Regions from separate parts of the Mus musculus genome. Here region 2 is linked to region 1. Evidence: chromatin loops called from intact Hi-C (ENCODE). Cell type or tissue: heart. All regions are shown on one strand. Links, peaks and the distances in the headings refer to the core of each region. The heading gives the core; the rest is flanking DNA. Region 1 holds the start of 6430584L05Rik (RIKEN cDNA 6430584L05 gene). Region 2 overlaps Itprid1 (ITPR interacting domain containing 1).

The links. Hi-C counts contacts between places; a loop is a spot of excess contacts. Peaks named below come from ENCODE experiments on the same cell type or tissue, not always from the same donor. Only the 100,000 strongest peaks of a DNase experiment are listed, where the experiment ranks them.
Region 2: it touches region 1 in a loop (3-fold over the local background); 6 of 42 quality-filtered maps call a loop at or near these places.

Annotation. Positions count from the first base shown.
Region 1 is chr6:55,387,649-55,397,959 of GRCm38, reverse strand. It overlaps Ghrhr (growth hormone releasing hormone receptor), which reads right to left. Exons shown (of 13, transcript NM_001003685.3): 13 at 9,430-9,791. The coding sequence ends at 9,666. It overlaps 6430584L05Rik (RIKEN cDNA 6430584L05 gene), which reads right to left and starts at 1,073. Exons shown (of 4, transcript NR_046179.1): 1 at 987-1,073. In heart, for the core only: a CTCF peak has its summit at 5,367 (motif pointing left); a DNase peak (open chromatin) is centred at 5,349; H3K27me3 peaks cover 4,411 bases.
Region 2 is chr6:55,945,350-55,955,660 of GRCm38, reverse strand. The region is part of intron 9 of Itprid1 (ITPR interacting domain containing 1); the gene reads right to left. Among named protein-coding and RNA genes, the nearest start is that of Ppp1r17, 67 kb to the left of the region's middle. In heart, for the core only: a CTCF peak has its summit at 4,743 (motif pointing right); no DNase peak of the experiment used is centred there.

The DNA.
Region 1 (10,311 bases), core at 2,861-7,860:
CGTTCACAGACATTCTGGACCATTTGAGAGGCTTGACACACAGTGCTCAGCCAAATGAGAGGACACTCTGCTTTTTTGTTCCAGGTGTCCTACTTTAAAAACAAATGTCACGTCAGGGAGGTGATAAGGTTTATTTTGTCCCTATTTGTTACATGGGCTGTGAAGGACAAGAGAGTCTCAGTTTAGGGTCTGCATGGAGTCTGATGCAGCATGATGTGACTTACACACGGAAAACTGTGACAAGAGGATGGGTTAGGACATCACCCTGGTTAGAATGATTTGGATGATCCTTATTGGTTGGCTGGAAGAACTGGGTGACCCTTTGTGGGACATCTTATAGGACAATCACAGACGCAAGCTTGAGCTTCAGGGAACTACTTGGTGGTGTCCCTATAGGAGGAATGCCTACTGAGCTTTCCCCGGGCCCCACACGGCATCTTTGCTCCCCATCCAACTACCTTCTACATGGAGTTTCCTGTGCTCTAGCACCACAGAGACTAGCTTTGAGCCTTCATATGCAGACATGATCATGGAGAGACACACAGAATTTTGCCTCTGCCTTCTTGCCAGCCCCTTTTTCCGACTTTCTCCTTTCAAGCCATCCCCACAGCTGCATTGACAGCTCGACCACCCATTTCACATGCCCTTCTTCTCCTGTGTCCCCCAGACAGGCCTAGGTCTGAAGATCTTATCCCTGACTGTAGCATCCCTGGGCACAGCCTGCCTGAGGGTGGCCAAACACAGATGGCTATGGAGCCCAGGCTCCATATTCCTCATTCCTATGGGCTTGAGTAAGGGGCTTCCAAGGGGGTGTAGGCAATGGGCAGAGCTGTGGCTTGGCCCATCTGGTCTGTGCTGAGCCCTTGATGAGGAAAAACTGGTTTCAGAGCTACCGCACAGCAAGGCTGCTGGCTGAGCCACTGAAGGCCTTCTGTGAGGACATGAGAAGCCCTCAAATTCCACCCAGACTGCTCCTGTCTGCTTACCTCACATCATGATATCCAAGGCCACTGGATGTCTGGGAGGGCCCTCTGTGAAGGCCATCTGTCCAGCAAGAGACCAGAGCTACACATACCAGAGCCACGCCCAGCAGAGCTGTGGACCATGCCGGTGCCATGGCGATGCCATCTCGGCCAGCCTTTCCCAGCCCGGTAACCATGGGAATGTACTCAGGGCTGCGGCTGCTTATGCAATGCCTCTGAGGGAGGGAGGCTCGCGGACCCACCTACTTGCTGCAGGGAAGCCAGAGCCCCAAAAGAATCTGTGAACACGTATGCTACCCACCTGCTTCTCCTCACTGAGAGGCAGGGAGAGCGCCACACATTCTCATCACGTATCATGTAACAACACACTACCTGGGTTAGAATGACCTCGAGGGGAAGAGAGGACAAGAAAGAGAAAGTAGGGGCAGGGGGAAATTCTAACTAGGAAGATGTTGGCTGTCTGCATGCAGAAAGGCTCCAGCCACTCTGGCAGCCCCAGGACCCAGATGTTTGTATTATTGAGGCAGCACAGCTGCTGTGTGTGCTATTCTGGTTTCATTGCCCTGAATCTGGGAACTGGAGCCTCCTAGAGGGAAGAATGGAGAGCTGAGATGAGCGTAAGCTTGCGAGCCAGCCAGAAAGAGCACTGTCCACAGGAAGAGGTTCATACACATGAGTGAGCCAATCAGAGCTGACTGAAAAAATAAATCCAACCCTGCTGCTTCTTGTTATGTTCCAACACCACATAAGGGCTCCAGGCGTGGGGCCTCTGGGAGCCCCTGAAGCCACAGGCTAAAGGCATCACAGGCTTCTAGACACAAGCTTCAAGACACAGGCTTCCTATAGCAATTGCAGCTCTCCCGGGTCCTCTCCATCCTGGCCCTATCTCTCTCTTTGCTATCCCTCCCATGTTGAGTCCCACCTCTTGAGATTCCTGGACCTCTGAAGGTGCCCCAGAGTTCAGGAGACTCTGGCCCAAGTTCTCCTAGTCCCTCAAGCCCCAACCTTCACCTTGGCTGACAGAAATGCCCAGACAAATGGTCAGTACCCTACTAGTCTTCTCTCTCCTTGTCTCCACAATGCCCCCAACTCCCCGCAGTCTCTTCTTTTGCTTTATCAGGACCCCAGGACCCAGCTGCATGCACAGAGCCTCCTCTCCTCCCAGGGTTCCTCCTCAGCTTGCTACTCCACCCTGACACTAAACCTCCCAGGTCCACGTCCCATTCAGTCTGCATCCTTCCCCTCAGCTCCATGCCCACTGCATATGCTCTCTTGCAAATAGAGCCAAGTCTCTTATGTCTTGTCTCCGAGAAAGGCTAACCCTGCCTTCTCTAGTTGAGGTTCCCAGATTATTAATACTGACTGGTCATCAGTCACCCATGTGCCCTCCTCTCCTATTTTTTACCCTCCAGTTACTATACTTTCCCATCTCTATATGCTCCTATCACCCAAACTCCAGCCAACCATGAACCTAGCCATCATGGTGAATTCGGAGCCAGTAGCCCACTTCTCTCTACCAATTCTCATGCCAAGCCCCATGAGTTTCTGCTACTCCCTTTAGGCAAATACCCTCTTCCCAGCCGTGCTCCCACTTGGATTCTTAGTCCTCCTCAGTCCCCTGCAACCTTCATTTGATTGCACCACACCCTCCTCCACCAGTGATCTATCTCCACCTGAATGACACATGTGCCCTATTCTCTCAGAGCCAAGTACAGTCACACCTGCTTGGATCCACTTGGACCCAGAATTGCCTCCTGTTACCTACAGTGTCCCCTCCTGTCCCAGGCACACTTCAGTCAAGAGCTGCTGAACACACTGCCCCCACTTTCCCACGGCCCATTCACTTCTCAGTACCCTTCCGTCTGGCTACCCACGTCTGCCAATCCCCTGCCAAATCTGCTCTTGCTGTGCGCGGTGCTGCCAAATCCTGGATGCGCCTCCAGCCTCCTCTTGAAAGGCTGCTCAGCAGTGCTCAGACCCTTCGCCAGAAACTCCTTACCACACTCTTTGTTTGGCCCCATAATTCCACGTTCATCTGCTCTCCCTCCCACCTCTCTGGCTGTTCCTTCTCAGCCTCCTCGGAGACTCCGACTTCCCAGTCAGACCCTAAAGGAAGTCAAGCTGGTGTTGTTCCTCGTGAGGTGGCTTGGCCTGTGCTCTTGTTGCTGAAACCCAGTCATATTCCAACAGCCATGATCTCCAACTCCAAACCAGATCTCTTTCAACCCCACTTCTCCCTGCAGCCCCAAGATACCTCATGTCCACCTCACTGGGCATTTCATGGCTCTCTGTCCCTGTAGATCTGTTCAGACTGACTGCCACTCTCATCTGAAACTCTCTCCCTTCCATCTCCACACACATCCCAGGAAACCTCTGAGAAACGCTACTTCACAAGTTAACTGCCACTGTTTACAGCTTTTGTGGAGGTTTGGATATGATTGACCCAAGAAATAGCACTATTGGGAGGTGTGGTCTTGTTGTAAGGAGGCGTGGCCTTGTTGGAGAAAGTCTGTTACAATAGGGGTGGGCTTTGAGACCTCCTCCTAGCTGCCTGGAAGACAGTAAGTAGTCTCCTCCTGTTTGCCTTTAGAACAAGATATAGAACTTTCAGTTCCTCCAGCGCGTGCCTGCCTGGATGCTGCCATGCTTCCTGCCAGGATAATATTGGACTGAACCTCTGAACCTGTAAGCCAGTCCCAATTAAATGCTGTTCCTTATAAGAGTTGTCCTGGTTATGGTGTCTCTTCACAGCAATAAAACCCGAACTTAGACACTATTGAGTCTGGCCTTGTGCTTTAAACTACCATGCTTTAAACTTCCTAGTTAGAGGCTCCAGTTTAGACCCCGGGGCTTTCAGTAGAGCCCTTTGCCTAAATTTCAGTCTAAATACATGAACAGGGGTGGGGGGAGCCTATTTTAAATGTGTAAGGTTTGTTATACATTTTTGTATTGTTGATAGACACTTTTGATAGCTTCTTGCGGCTCTCCTGGCACTTTGAGATCTGGGTGTAGCCTGGCCTACCCCACTGCAGTCTTGGTCAACTTCCCCTTCTGTCACTGAAACTCATTCACTGTACCTCTTTCTAGTCCCCTCAGTGCCAAGCTCCTCCCTGCAACAGGGCCTTTGCACATACTGCTTCTTCACCTAGCCAACTCAAATTCATGGTCTAACTTAGCTTAGCTATGCATCCTATAGGAAGCCTTCAATACAAATCTCCACACTAGGTCTGGTATTTCTGAGCCTTGTTCTGTCTACATTTTACTTCCCATTTGTATACTTGGGGCTAGTACAGTCGATACAGTGGCCATTTGTCTCCTTGTACTGATCATCTGTCACATTAGCGGTTGATTGGTCAGCCTGCTTGGAAGGCACTTGCTACCTGAGGAGGATCCAGGCCGCAGTGCAGGACTTGCTGTCTCAGCCCTGCTGGTATAAAACAGCAGGGGCAGGACCCAAACTTTCCCCATCCATGGAACTTGACAGAATCATGTTCCTGCAGAGTGGAAAGTGAAACAGACATCCCTAAATTCTCTGCACCTAATGAAGGAACAGGGAGCTTCACGTGAATAATTTAAGAACAAACCCAAGAGAGTCCCAGGGGAATGTAAATCCCCCACATGCCTTCTCACAGCCTGGCTCCCAGCAATGAAATCATCCACAGTCTACATGCCTGAGTAGCAGAGCCAGGAGGGATCCCCATGCAGATACACAGTCAGCCAAGTGCCTGGTCCAAGCGTCCCTCTCTAGCCCTCACCCATGCCCTCTCTGCCTAGTCATTCACATCCAACCTCAGGTCCTAGCACGAGGCTCTTTCCAAATTCCTAGGAGCAAACGGAAGCATCAAGGAAAGTCCTTTCCTTCCTCCCTCCTTTTCTTCCTTCCTTCCTTCCCTTCTTTTCTTCCTACCTCCATGCAAAACTCCTCTCAGGACCTGAAGAGAGGTGCTGAGAGAAGCATGTGGGTTGGAAAATGGAAGAAGACTTCTCCCAAAAGAGGACACGCCCAGGAAACTCCCTACAGCCTGACTCTTGCACAGAGACCCCCATGGGAACACTAATTCTTCTATTGCTCCCAGTTGATAGGTGCTCTCTCTCTCTCCCTCCCCCTCTCCTTCTTCCTCCCTCCCTCTCTTCCTTCCTTTCTCCCTCTCTGTCTCCTTATACATATCTAACCCAGCGAGGGTGGTCTCTCAGACAGCCCTCCCCTTCTTCCAGTTCCCTCCTTTCCCAGCCCAGAAGCCTCTTCTTCCCCCAGCCTTTTAGACTTGCTAAGCCCCAGGCCTGATCCTGGGAGGCCTCTTTCCTGTCTAGATCAGGACCTCCTTCAAGGAGATCCCACTCTTGACACAGTTCATATGCCACCTGGTGGCCAGAACGAGCATTGCTTTTTCTCCTCTGACTTAGTGCCCTTCCCGGACACAGGTTCCACTGCTGAACTATACCCTAGACCGTTTAGTGCCCCTCATGAAAACCCTTAGACATCACCTTCTACTCAGCCTCTCCTGCCACAGAGAAAAAGCCAAGACTCATAGAAAGAGTTTGCAAGTCAAGAGCTTAGCCATGGACTTGCATGTACAGACATATTCTAAGTCTACAGAGACCTGTCATAGTGTGCATTATAGTAGGGATTTAAGGCTCATAACAAAATCAGAAGGGACCAAGAAGTAACCACAATAAAACCCCTAGGAGCAGCTACATAATTCCTAAAGCCAGTGATTCCACCACAACTGACATCATAAGCTTCAAAGTAAGTGCTACCTAGCCACTAAGTAGCATTTACTGCCACCAGCTATTAACTAGCAACTAACACCCTATTAACTCCTAACACTCAACACTAACATAACTCTAGACACTCTAACTGCTAACACTGACTATTCACCACTAACTAACCACTAATGTTAACACTAACCAAGCTAACACTAACCGTTAGCCAACAGCACTGCAATAACTCGACCAGCAGTGGCAATACCAGTAAGTGTTAATGGAAGGTGTTTCCATGGGAACGGTGCAGAAAATCCATCATGTTGTCACTGTCGTGCAAAAATGCACTAGACCAGCTTTGCCAGGGAACAGTCTGCATTAGTGCAAGAATCCTGAGTCTAGGAGAATTGACTCTGGAATCTCTGTTCATTCTGAGCACACACCACCCCCACCCCCACCCCCACCCCTACCCCCACCCCCGCCTTTAAATGTTCACAAAGAATTTCATGCAAGAGAGTCTGTCACCACAGATATTCACTTTAAAAGGAAGAGAAAAGAGTAGGGAGAGGATGAAGAAGGTGGAAGAGAAGGAAAAGGAAGGGGAGGAGGAGGAAAAAGAGGAGGAGGAGGAGGAGGAGGAAGGCTTCACCAAGTTCATAAATAACCTTCAGCTAAATAAAGGACATCAATAGAGACTCTGCAAACTTCATGGCAGAAAAAAAAAATGTCTCCAGATGTCCTGCAGCAGCATCCACTAATCACTGTTTTTAAGAGCTCAGGGAAGGAACACGTGTGCCGTGGTGCCACATGGGTTAGAAGAGCAGAGAATATTGGATTGGTTCTCTCCTTCCACCTTCTCCATAAATGTCAGAGATAGAACATGGCTCCCCAGACTTATGAAGTATGGATCTTGGCCTGCTGAGCCTCTCATCAACCCACTTACTCATTCCTAGGTAACAGTTTTATTGAGATATAATGCACAGACAGAAAAATCATCCTTCTAGAGTGTACTTACTATTCTGTGGTTTTCTGTATAGTCATAATCATCGCAATCCAGTTTTAGAATCAGTCACTTTAGAACTCTCGGCTATTAGCAGTCACCTCCATGCCTCTCCCTCAGCCACAACAGCCTTACATTTGTTTTAACAATGCTGGACATCTTGTGCCAATGGAAGTATCAGAACTTGCTTCATTCACGGAGCAGTGTCCTGGGGGGTCTGTGTATGTAGGAGCTTTTTCTGACAGAATTAGCATTCCATTGTCTGCCTATACTGTAATGTACCAGTCAGAGGACGAGAGGTTAGGAACGTTCATATACAAGTGTTTTTCTGGTTTTGTTTCTGGTTCTCCTGACCCATGCTTAGGAGTGCTTTCATGAGGTAACGCAAGGTTAGCACTTTTGAGAAACAGGAAAACATTTTATCAAACAGGCAGGGGGCCTTTTTACACTCCCACCAGTAATGTGCGAGTTCCAGTCTCTCCGTTACCAGTCCTTACCAACATTTGTTTTTGTCTATTTTTTCCCATTGCCTCCCGTATCCTAGGTGTGACCATATCTCAGTGTGGATTTATCTGCATTTTCCTCATGACTACTGATGCTGACCATCCTTCCATGTGCTTATTGTCTTTGAATGTTATTTTTTTTCAAGCATAAAGACGAGAAACAAACTGACAAATGCATTGTGACACCAAGATGTTTCTAAAATGCAAAGCAAAAAAACCTTTCAGGAAACAAGAAATCTTAAGACCTATGTCTTTGTGTATGAATATAGCTGGTTTTTATTTCATTTGTAATTCCTTCGGTGCCCCAAAACATAGTAATGATTGTTAATTAGTTATGTGATCTGAGACTAAAAGGAGCAATGTACAGTGGCTTTCAGGCAGGACCATACTGATTTTGACATTTGCCTGACACCTGCCAAGGCAAAAGCCCTATAGCAGGAAATCATGGGCTTTGTATAGCTGCACCCTTTTCAGGAATCCTCCTAAATGTGAGAGGAAAAACGTCATCATCCTCCATCAGACACACCTGCACACCATCAGGCTAGCCTTCCCATTCCCAGTACATAGGAAAGGACACCCGGATAGGAAAGACGGCCGTGGAGGATGAGCGGATCCTGCCTAGGATAATGGGGCATCCCAGAGTCACAAGCAAACTCAGAACAAGGGGACTAGCACCTGGCCATCAGCCCACTCGGGTAGGGCCAGCTAGAAGGGAAGGGCTGAGCTCTTAGGGCAGCAGGAGAAATCTATGAGGAGGGCTGTGGAGTGGGACAGGGCTTCCTGCTAGCATGCAGTAGGCTCCACAGAGCATAGCTGCTGAGGTAGACCAAGTTGAAAAGGGTTTGTGACTGATCTAACACTACGTATACTTCTTCCTGTCCAATTGAAACCCTCTACCCCAATCAGTCAGCAAACATGTCCCTAAGGACAGCACCCATTTGTTTCTCCTTCCTCCTGCCAAGGAGGGTGGAAGATGATGGGGAATGAAGATGTAAAGGGAACCACATCTAGTGAGGGCAGCTAGCAGTAGGGTGGGACATAGGAGGGCATACACTAGTATTGGAATGGAAAATATCCCCTCCCCCATAAGCTCATGTTCGAACACTTGGTCCCTGGAAAGCACTGTCCAGGGAGACTGTAGCAGAGTCAGAGTAAGTCCTTAGTGGATGAGGTCGGTTCCTGGAGAAAGGGCATTATGGGTTTTGGCCTGATTCTGGTTCCGGCCAGAGCTCCCACCCTCCCAAATGCTGATGCAGGGAAACCAACTGTCATGCAGCCCTGCTGCTCCAGATGTGAACTGTTCCCCAGCCATGCCTTGCCCACCATGGTGAGCTGTACCCTCTCAAACTGTGAGCAAAAATAAATTCTCTTTCCCTCATTTTTTTCCCGTGGTGATTAAAAAAAAAAAAAAGTAACGAAGCCAGGACACAAATAGAGGAACAAAGGAGAGATAAATGGAGCTAAGGCTTCCCCCACGCCTCAGACAAAGATACCAGCGACTTCCAGAACAAGCTCAGAAGGATAACAGGCACAAGAGGAACTGTTCACACTTGTTTGACATCAAGGAAAAGGCTGCCGCTTTACACCCATTTAGCTTGTAAGCATTAAGTGGAAGGAGAATGCCAGACGCTAGTGGGGCTACAAGCACTGTCGAATGCAAGGGCGGCTAGGCTGCTAATCCGCAAGCCTGCAATGTGGTATAACCAAATCATTACAAAGCGAGGTGTGATACCCCGGGGCTCCCTTCCTGGTGTGAGTCCCAGAGAGAGGCTTGTCTTACAGTCCTTGGAAGGACAGACAGATGGGTGCTTACCTAGAGGGAAGGGGCTGGGTAACCCAAGGGCAATGGTGTCAGGTGACCCAGTGTAGTCAAAACAGGAGACCAGATGTACCCTCAGCAGTGCAGCGGAGCCCTTAAAAGCACAGTGCTTGGGGAAAACATTAGTGGAAGGATGAGACACATAACAGATAGCATTTATTTACAGCCAAATCCAGACATGTGGCACACTCCACGCATACAAGACAGAAAAGCGATTTGCATCTCTGCCTGTGAGAGGAGGGGAGGAGGAGGGGTTTGGGACAAAAGAGAGTGCTTTTAAAAAATAAATAAAACATGAGAATTCATATAGAGACAAATGGCAATGAGGCAGCTGGAGCCAAGGGATGAGGAATGCACCGGAAGTGCAAATAATGGCTGCTGACAAGAGCGCCCCTTCGGAGCCACATTGACTCAACTGTGGATCACTCGTGTACAAGTTTATTGGTTTCTCTGGGCCTTGGGCAATAGCCCTAGATGGGAAGAAAGAACAGATGGGAGCAGATGCAGGAACTGAGAAAGTCGAAGGTTGATATACGGGGACCTGGAGAAAGCAGATGCAGAGAAGGGGAAGGAGAACGGTAGGGAGGACCGCATTGCCCGTGGTGCCATGACAGTTTGAGCACAGGGTTTGGGGCTTGGCCCTTGTGATGATGGCTGGCCTAGCACTCAGAGGTCAGCACCTTCAATCTCGATCGGGGAGGTGTGGTCCACTCAGTGCAGGTCCGTCGAGCTGGCAGAAGTTCAGGGTCGTGGCCATACCATTTGCGTGAAATCTCTGTCCTCACCTCCACAGACAAGGGAGAGGATGTTAGGAAGATCCCACTGCCACTCCTCAGCTCAATCCCAAGAGACTAAAGGTCCAGGGGGAAGGTGGTGTGAGAAAAATAGGGCAGGCAAGGAGAGCCTGGTCGCCAACCCTGTGAGGTACAGGCACTACTACTCTATCCTTCCTTGGACAGTTTCCAGCCTTTGTCTGAGACCAGGCAAACACATGGATGCCCTTTGTGCCTCTTGACCTACGACCAGGTGACCCTCTCTGAGTGACTTTGATCCACCCTTGCCTTAGTCTGAGACACCAGGGGATACGACTGTCAAGAGAAAGCTGGGAAGGTAGAGTGGGACAGTCTGTATCTTTGTCTGGCTGGGGGACCGACCAAAGGACTGAAAGACGTCCTGCCTGATCGCTAACCTGGCGCTGTAGGAAAGGTAAAGGGGAAACTGACTGATAACATAGATAAGGCTGAGCAAGACTCAAACAATGGGTTCGGTACACTGAGAGTCAGTTGGGGACAGAGGTATCAGGTA
Region 2 (10,311 bases), core at 2,815-7,814, 560 kb before region 1:
TATTACAAAAACCCTTTGAGTGTATGAAAATAAGAATTATTATAACATAGAGCAGGTTATAGGGAAAGAGCCAATCAAGTAAACACCCAAGTATAACATTCAATTTTTATAGAACATTTAATACTAGTAATAGAATATTTGTTGTTAACTATCAATGAAAATAATAAATATTTATAAATAATAAATAAATAAAAATAAATAATTTTTATGATTTATTTTATGATAATTTATGTCACATATTCTTTTTTAGACACCCACATACTAAATTTATTGCTATTTTTGATACAGTTGAATTTTTTTAAAAACAATATGTTAAATATTGGTTCTTTGGGAATTTCATACAATGTATTTTTTTTATACTTTTTATTAGATATTTTTCCTCATTTACATTTCCAATGCTATCCCAAAAGTCTCCCATACCCCCCCACCCACTCCCCTACCCACCCACTCCCACTTTTTGGCCCTGGCGTTCCCCTGTACTGGGGCATATAAAGTTTGCAAGACCAATGAGCCTCTCTTTCCAGTGATGGCCGACTAGGCCATCTTTTGATACATATGCAGCTAGAGTCAAGAGCTCTGGGGTACTGGTTAGTTCATAATGTTGTTCCACCTATAGGGTTGCAGATCCCTTTAGCTCCTTGGGTACTTTCTCTAGCTCCTCCATTGGGGGGCCTGTGATCCATCCAATAGCTGACTGTGAGCATCCACTTCTGTGTTTGCTAGGCCCCGGCATAGTCTCACAAGAGACAGCTATATCTGGGTACTTTCAGCAAAATCTTGCTAGTATATGCAATGGTGTCAGCGTTTGGAAGCTGATTATGGGATGGAACCCTGGATATGGCAAGTTCTAGATGATCCATCCTTTTGACACAGCTCCAAACTTTGTCTCTGTAACTCCTTCCATGGGTGTTTTGTTCCCATTTCTAAGAAGGGGCAAAGTGTCCACACTTTGGTCTTCGTTCTTCTTGAGTTTCATGCGTTTAGCAAATTGTATCTTATATCTTGAGTATCCTAAGTTTCTGGGCTAATATCCACTTATCAGTGAGTACATATTGTGGGAGTTCCTTTGTGATTGGGTTACCTCACTCAGGATGATACCCTCCAGGTCCATCCATTTGCCTAGGAATTCCATAAATTCATTCTTTTTAATAGCTGAGTAGTACTCCATTGTGTAAATGTACCACATTTTCTGTATCCATTCCTCTGTAGAGGGGCATCTGGGTTCTTTCCAGCTTCTGGCTATTATAAATAAGGCTGCTATGAACATAGTGGAGCATGTGTCCTTCTTACCGGTTGGGACATTTTCTGGATATATGCCCAGGAGAGGTATTGCTGGATCCTCCGGTAGTACTGTATCCAGTTTTCTGAGGAACTGCCAGACTGATTTCCAGAGTGGTTGTACAAGCTCGCAATCCCACCAACAATGGAGGAGTGTTTCTCTTTCTCCACATCCTCGCCAGCATCTGCTGTCACCTGAATTTTTGATTTTAGCCATTCTGACTGGTGTGAGATGGAATCTCAGGGTTGTTTTGATTTGCATTTCTCTGATGATTAAGGATGTTGAACATTTTTTCAGTTGCTTCTCAGCCATTCGGTATTCCTCAGGTAAGAATTCTTTGTTTAGTTCTGAGCCCCATTTTTTAATGGGGTTATTTGATTTTCTGAAGTCCACCTTCTTGAGTTCTTTATATATATTGGATATTAGTCCCCTATCTGATTTAGGATAGGTAAAGATCCTTTCCCAATCTTTTGGTGGCCTTTTTGTCTTATTGTATGTCACATATTTATAGAGATTTATTTTATAATACTTAATTTGTGTCACATATTTAAGAGCTGGTTGATCTTGTTAAAATCAAATTCAACCAGCATTATAACTTGTCAGCTGAACATAGACAACATGAAAGGCAAGTGGGGTAATTTTCAAGGTTAAAGTTTTAGTGGAGAGAAGGAGAATGGGGAGAGAAGATGATGTCTGCATGTGGGCAGCATTAGTTGGACTCAGGGAGTTTCTAACAACAACAAAAGAAATGAGATGGGGTGGATCCTAGGGAACACTGAAGAGAGGTGGTGAGTGAATAGGATCGAAATACATTGCATAGATGTATGAAATTTCAAAAAGTAATAAAATAAAAATATTATTTTAAAAAACTTCTCCAGGTAGCTGGGCGTGGTGGTGCACGCCTTTAATCCCAGCACTTGGGAGGCAGAGACAGGAGGAGTTCTGAGTTCGAGGCCAGCCTGGTCTACAAAGTGAGTTCCAGGACAGCCAGGGCTATACAGAGAAACCCTGTCTTGAAAAAACAAACAAACAAACAAACAAACAAAACAAAACAAAACAAAACAACTTCTCCGGGTACTTTTGAAGTTAGGAAGTAAATCACCTATTTTGTAATTTATGTAATGTTTGTAAATTATGTGATAATTGTTATAATAACAGTGTAAAAGCTTTGTGTAGATTTTCTAATATTTTTCACACAATGCCCTGACTACTTTACATAGAGCCCATCTACTCATCAGGTAAGTGAGCAGACCATCCCTGAACACTTTCTACATGAGCTTCCTACTTCAAGCTACCATATGTGCTTTAGGTCCCCCGACAGCCTGTTTCACCTCAGGAGGCCCTGACTGTAGATATTCAGTAAGCAGGACTAACTTCCACATCTCCTTCATCACCCCTGGCCTATAGCATCAAGAGAGAAAATTCCTAAGTAAGAGGATTTAAGACTCAGGGCAGGGGAGGCAAAACAGGATGTGGAGCCACTTGCTTTAGTGAAGTGTTTTAGGCATCACCTGGACACTATTGCTACTCACTTTTCCAGAACAATTTTCAAGATTCTTGTTCTGGAGCAGGAGCCATCAGTGTGATGTATGATGGCTGATGGCTGCTATTATCCTTGCCATGCTCAGAGGAAGCAATGTTCTGCCACTAAGCCAAAATCTGTCCATAAACTGGTTAGTCTCTAACAACCTGATCCAAATGGAAATACTTTTGGTCCTGAGATCTGTAGGTGACTGGTTTCATGGAACTCCATCCCTCAGAATAGTAAAAACTGCAGCTACTCAAATCTCTCACACAAAATACCACGATATTTGCATGTGACGTATGCGCAACTGTCCTTCCGTCTTAAAATCATCTTGGATTATTTACAATACCTACTATAATTTAAATGGTATATAAAAGTTGCTTAAAGAACAGCAAAGATAAAAGTCTACATCTTTCATATATTCAACACATTTGTAATAGTTACAGTTTAAGGTTTGCAGATAGATGGAGCTTTTCTGAGTAGGAGGACGTACTGTAAACAGCTACAGGCACAATGTGATGTGTCTTTACACTGTAGGAGTCATTTGTTCTAAAGGGTGTGTATTTGTGGTATTGACAACAGTTACATTTCATTAACTGTATCCCTGTAAAATGACACACAATTGCTAAATCTCACTCAAGTGATATCTCTCAAATTTAATTAAATTTAACAAAAGACCAAACCGAGATTTCCCTTTCATGGTGTGACTGAACAACAGAGTTGAGCATGATGCTCTCACGAACAGGATTTTCAGTTTTTGTTTGCTTTAGAAGTCAAATGTGTACATCCTGAATCATTCTAAGAGACATAAGAAATGTGTGGGGCAATTTACAGATGGCTTAGTTTCTTTAGGAGACTAAGATCTTTGCCCCTTATAAAGTGTTTTCAGGGACTACCAGCAGCTAAGTTCTCGATTTCCTCATTTTAAACTTCCCCTTAGGGCTGTAGTAGTTAAAAGAGATAAAGTATGAGAAATCCCCTAGTCTGGGATAGCTATGATGGATTATTAAGCAAACAGACAGATACAAATGAGTATCGTTTATCACTGCTACATCCTCAAGGTAACACCCAGGCAGGAGGGCTTGACTTCCGGTACAAGAACATGGCTTTTGAAGAGTAATGGAAGCAGCGCTATCTCAGGGGGCCATCCCACCCAGTCCCTGAAGCCTGCCAGGCCACGCCTAGGAGAACTGGAGCTTATGCCAGCGGACCTTTTCTGGGAACCTTCTCCCAAGGAGCTTTGGTCCACTCTGCTAAGTGGAGGCCTTGTTTTGTTTTTATTTTTGTTTTTGTTTTGTTTTTGTCCACCTTGCTTCCTGAAGGTTTTCTTTTTCTTTTAGAAAATTTTTATCATACAAACTTCCCCTCTCATTGGTCCCTGTTCTAAACCAAAACTAGATAAATGACACCCCTCACCACCCAAACCTCTGCTTGATTTCATTTTGCTCTCAATAACTGATAGTTCACCAGCTCTGACTATCCCATGGCTCCTAGAGGCTAAACTCATAATATATTTAGCTAACACGCTATTAGAATACCCAACTGACTCATCTGGCAGATTTATAGCCACATCTACCAGCTTTGGATTCTGTCTCTCCTATGTAGGAACTGTTATTCTCTTATATTGGGCTTCTGACGAGTGAGGTTAATGCCCAATAGTATATGTGTAAATCTAAGAACATGTAATGATAGTTCCCAAGGAACATCATTTTAACTATTATAATTCAGTCTCACTGTTTACACAATTCATGACTGTGATGGATAGCATTGATAGCAACTAGAAATTAACTTCTACAGTGCAAATCTGCCTTCTAGAATTTAGATTTTACTATTTCAGCTGGGTGAGCCCTGCCTGCAAACTTCACCTTTGTACTGAGCTAACAGGCCTACCTACCCAAGGGAAAGATGCCTTAGGCATTTTGTCAAAGTAACCACCAGATGGCAGCATTACACCAACCACGGAGGAGCCAGGGCTCTGCCAAGACCTTCCAATAGAAGAAGCCTTCTCTCTGGACTGTGTCAATAGTAAAAGCACCTGAGTTGCATTGAAAATAGTCTTTGTGTAGAGCATCTCAGGAAACAAAAGAGGGGAAGGAGTTGAAATGTAAATTGTAAAGAGATGAAAAGAAACAGGGTTTACAGGGACAAGGAACATGAAGAAATCATACAGAATAAGAAAACATGGTCCAACCTTGAACTTTGGGGTTAACCATCTACATCAATAGATTCGATATTACCTATTTAATTGCCAAGTGTCTCTCTCATTCATTGTCACAGGGTAGGAAGTCTGTGACCTCTCAGGGGTAAGGCTGAGTCACATGTCTTAGGACTTGTGTGGACTTACAGATGACGCAAAACCAAAGGGCTCCAGGAGGGGCTTGGAACCTGAGATGAAGAGCGGCGGCTTTGCCCAATAGGAAGCAGCGAGGATTGTTTGGGCTGGAGTGGCTATCACGGAGGCATTTTTAGAATGCCATTTCAAATGCTTCGGAACATCTTTATGGTTTTGTCTTCAGATCCCCGCATAAGTCAAGATGGGGTTACCAATTAGGTACCGTGGGGGACCTTCTAGAGCCTTCCTTATTAGCTATTCTTGTCTAAGTTTTGTGTTGGCTCCTACGCGTTCAAGGTTCATTCTGTCAATGATAGCTTGACTTCCATTGGAAACCTTTCTGTGTCATCTCTGGCGTCCCACACATTCGTGCTGTGAGTCAACTCCTTGCTAATGCAGTGAGAAGTGCAGGGCACAGAGGCAGGGCTACAGATGTTCCTGTGGGACCCTTCATCCCTAGAATGTGCACTGGGTCCCCTCAGGTCTTATACTGCCCTAGATGCTATACAGTGTCAGCAAAGATGCCTGCTCTCCTGACCTCAGGTCTCATCCCAGATATGCATGAAGAAGAGATAGTATGTTCATGGGTTTTGAAAAACCTATCTGAAACATGTCAATGCCTTCACTCGTGCCAGAAGTTCTAGAGAGTTCAGGTTTTCCGATGGAGGATTTCTGCAGCACACTTGAGAGTGCCCGTGAGCCCTCAGCTGATGCTTTGCAAGCTGTGAATTTTTCCCTTTCCTTGTTCTATTATTCCAGGTTTAGCGGTTTCTCCTCCACTCTTCAGTCAGAATAGCTACATTTCTTAGTCACTGGAAAAAAAGTACTTCTCTAAAAGTAAATTTATTTGGCTTGATACCATTAAGTATTAATTAATTCACTATTATAAAACAGTACACAACGGTGAAGACAATTTAGAAAATGAAAAATATCTTTATCTAATCATGTGGGAAGACAAGTATTTCTATATATATCTGTGTATTTTAGCCCAGTGCACTTTCATTGAGCTCCTGTGAACCTGTATGCATTAACAAAGTAGTACTACCCACTTTGTACCCTCCTTCTGTTTAAATAGTATATTATGAATTTTTTATAGTCAATCCTTAAGATGTGTGCGTGCGTGTGTGTGTGTGTGTGTGTGTGTGTGTGTGTGTGTGCATGTGTAAGCATTTGTTTTGTCTCTAAATAAAGCCCTCTTTTTTTTATGTTCTTTAGAAACTTGGAAAAACAACTTTTAGTTTCCTAGTAGTTTAATGTTTTGTGAATTATTCTTGAATTAATGACATCTTAAATTTTTACTATTTTGCCCAGCTACAGATTCTGTAAACTACAACAGTGGCTTGCCTTCAAGATATACCCTCTGGTGCAATAGTAGCACAGATGTTATGGGAATAACCAACAACTTTTTTATTAGATTTAGACACACTCCATGAGATAGAAACTGCGTCTGATATTGTCAAGAACCTGAGAATAGATAGGTTATGGGCATAAAACGAAGTATTATTCTGTTAAATGAACATCATAGAAATAAAATAACTCCTAATAACATGTTGTTATACTGGATCAGTGCATGGCTCATCTATCATCTCAGAAACTTTTTCTGACACTAGATACTAATTAACACCCACAACTGGACAGTTTTCAGGGAGTGAGAAACTTTGAAATGCTGAGCCTTAAATGGTGCCTTTGTATCAAACTCCATCACTCAATGCTCAGGGATCTACATGAAAGAGGAAGCATAAAGATTGTAGAAGCCAAGGTTGATGAACCCTCTTGACTCCAAAGAGGTAGCAGGTTCTAGACACAATAGGGCTGATTCACATATAAACTCATAGAGACTGTGACATCATGCACAAGACCTGCACAAGGTCTTACAAGGAACTATTTGCATAGTGACAGCTTCCGGGGGCAGGGATAGTTTTCTTCAATGCAGTCAAAGAATATATCAGTTACATTCCTAGGGAAGAACACGTGGTCAGTATTTTGTTTTTACAGAGAAAGGGAGGAGGAAAGGAGGGAGGGGGGCGGGAGAACTTGAAGATATGAAGTTGAGGAAGGGAGGGGAGAGGAGCAAAGATGTCATAGGAGTTAGGGGAGGAAAAAGAATATGATCAAACTATATTGTATAAGAAGTTATTTAAAAATAAAAGTTAAAGTAAAAATTAAAGCTCATCTTCCATTGATGATATCGAATACCAAACAATTGAAAGTATTGACTATGCTCCTAGTCAGTGTTTATTGACAATTTTCCCTCAGCTATTCAACTTTCTATGGTATATTCTATGATTTCAGACATAGTCATTGATACTTTTGGCATTTTCTCTTTGGGGAATACTAATGGTCATGGGTATGACATTAGTGGAGCTGCAGGTCTTTGAACGACACCTTACCATCCCCTCACACAGGCTGCCCTCTTTTGGTGGACCTTGGCCATATCTTTATTCAGAAACTGTTGTCTTCCATTTGAGCTTTAGCTTATATGAACTATTGCATCATATGTCCACTTTAAAACACAGCTAACACAACTCTACACATCTTCTGTCATCTGAGGAAATGGTTTCCTGATATGTAACTGAGTAAAAACAGCCTTCTCCATGGAGGCCTTCAGATTCTCATTCTATTTCTACATAGTTACAGCATACTGCTTTCTCTGCTTGTTTTCTTTAAAGAATGGCATGACCCTTGGAAACTGTTAAAAAGAACTCTTCAGAGTAATCATGCCAAGGAGTGACCCAGTATGCCTGCCCCTTCTCTTCCTTCCTCCACATGATATACCTCTGCCTAGAGGGGGTCAAGAGGCCAACGGAGTGTGAGCTTAATGCAATGAATATTCCAGGAACAGTTAGCCACACAGGATATTGAAATAAAGCAAGTTACAATTTCAGTCTAGATAAATATTCTGAAAATAGAATAGTATATGAATTTATTCCTTAAACAGTACCTTCTTTGTCTGTGTACACTTTTTCTTTTCTTTTTTAAATTAGCCATTGCTTCAATAAAAACAAAGAGACCAGATCCAATTTTGAGAAGTATGTCTGATTCATTGTCCTGAAGAATTTGATATAATGATAAATTTTAATTTAGACCTGGGTTTATTCCATATTCCAAAACAGAGGGATAGGAGTTCCCAGGACTAGATAAATAGTGAATTAAAAATCCAAATAACATGATACTATGAAAATCTAAGTTTTCTCTTGTCTAAATAGCATCATTAGTTGGAATTTTAATCTCTATAATGCTCACCTAACATAGTTCTTATCTTGTGAAGCAGACTGGGAGATGCTATCGTTCAAGTCAATTAGTTGGTTGGCAAGTTATTTGTTAATAATTCAAATAGTAAGAAGAATTATTCCTCTTATATGGCATTGCAGTTCATCAAAAGCAAAAATTCAAAATAGAAAAGAGAGAAAAAAGAATTGTAAAGCTAAAGAACTAATTCTTTTAAACTGTTTCTTTTAGGCTGTTTCTTTGGCATGCTGTTTGTTGTTTGTTTGTTTGTTTGTTTGTTTGTTTGTTTTTTGGCATGCAGGGACTCTGTGTTTGATTCCTGGCACCTCATAAGTGAATAAAGACTTACCAAGTTTATGATGTCTTCTATAGCTGCACTCCCTCTCCCACTTGCAGCTGAGTGGGAGCAGAAGGCTTCCTCCAGAGGCCAACTGTCCTTACTCACTCTCTACTCACCCTTCCATGCCCATGTCTTCATCCATTCACGATACTTTATGTACTGCCTTGTGTTCTAGTCTTTACTTGGTGTTCAGACAATGGGAGATGCCCATAGGCTAGGAGATTTAAGAACAGGAAGAATTGCCTAGATTGTGTTCACTGCCTTCTTCTCCAGGATGCCTTTAGAAAACAGCTGTGCATTTATCAAAAGAGCTCCTATGGGTCTCTCTTCGAAGGCAATTTATAGGCTTCCTCTGGTCTTTTAGACATAAGGATGGTAATGGTGATCTTACAAGCCTCCAGGCGCCCCATTTTTGAGTAGTTCCCAGAATCTCACTTTAGCTAAATACCCCCTTTCAAAACACTTTTCATTTGATGCCCTTTGAATATTTTTCTTGACTGAATGTTATGTCTAGAAAAGCAACCAGAAAACTCTAGAATTAATCTCATGTTCAATAAAAATGTTTGAGATTTTAGGGACTTCAACTCGCATAGGCTTAGAGGAAAGGCAGGCAGAGGGCTGGAGCATTACCTTCTGTATCTAAATATGTAGTCCTTTCATCTCTACCTTACTCACTGTCTTAGACATTGTGACCACAGCAACTCATATAAAAGACACTATTTAATTGGGATTGGCTTACAGTTCAGAGATTTAGTCCATTATTGTCATGGTGGGAAGTATGGTGGCATGCTAACAGATATGGTGCTGGAGAGTATCTGAGAGTTCTACATTTGGATGCACAGCAGCTGGAAGAGTGAGAAACACTAGGTCTTTCTTGAGCTTCTGAGACCTCAAAAAGCCCACTCCTAGTGACACACTTTCTCCAACAATGCTACATCTATTCCAACAAGGCCATATCTCCCAATAGTGCCAATCCCTAACATCCTATAGGGCCTTTTTCATTCAAACTACCACATGCACCTATTTTTATTCTGATAATTCTTAAAAGAATGTCTTTCATGTTACATTTTCTTACACTACTGATATTCCCAGTCACTTTTAGTTTAGATAAAATGTACTTGAATGTTATTGGTTACTTATGGAACAGCTACCACTTGTTGACTGAATACTCTGTAGGACCTGAGCGGACAAAGAAGCAAAATGAAAGACAGGGAAGCCATCAAGGAACTTACTCAGCATGGAAGTTACAGTTCTAGGGTAAAATAGATGCAGTGGATGTGCTGTATGGGAATATCTGATATGGTGAAAGGATGTACTTCTGCTTTGTATATATGTTTCCAGACTATTTCCAAGCATCCTGGTTGGTTTTTTGTCCACTTGACATAAGTTATTGTCAACTGAGAAAAGTAAGCTTAGTTGAGAAACATTGGCCCATGGGGATTTTCTTCATTGATACCTGATGTGGAGGGACCTAGTCCACCATGGATAGTGCAATCCCTGGGCAGCTGGACCCTAGTATTATAAGAAATCAGACTAAGCAAGCCATGGGGAGTGAGCCAGTAAGCAACACTGCTCTACAGTCCTTACATCAGTTCCTGCCTCCAGGA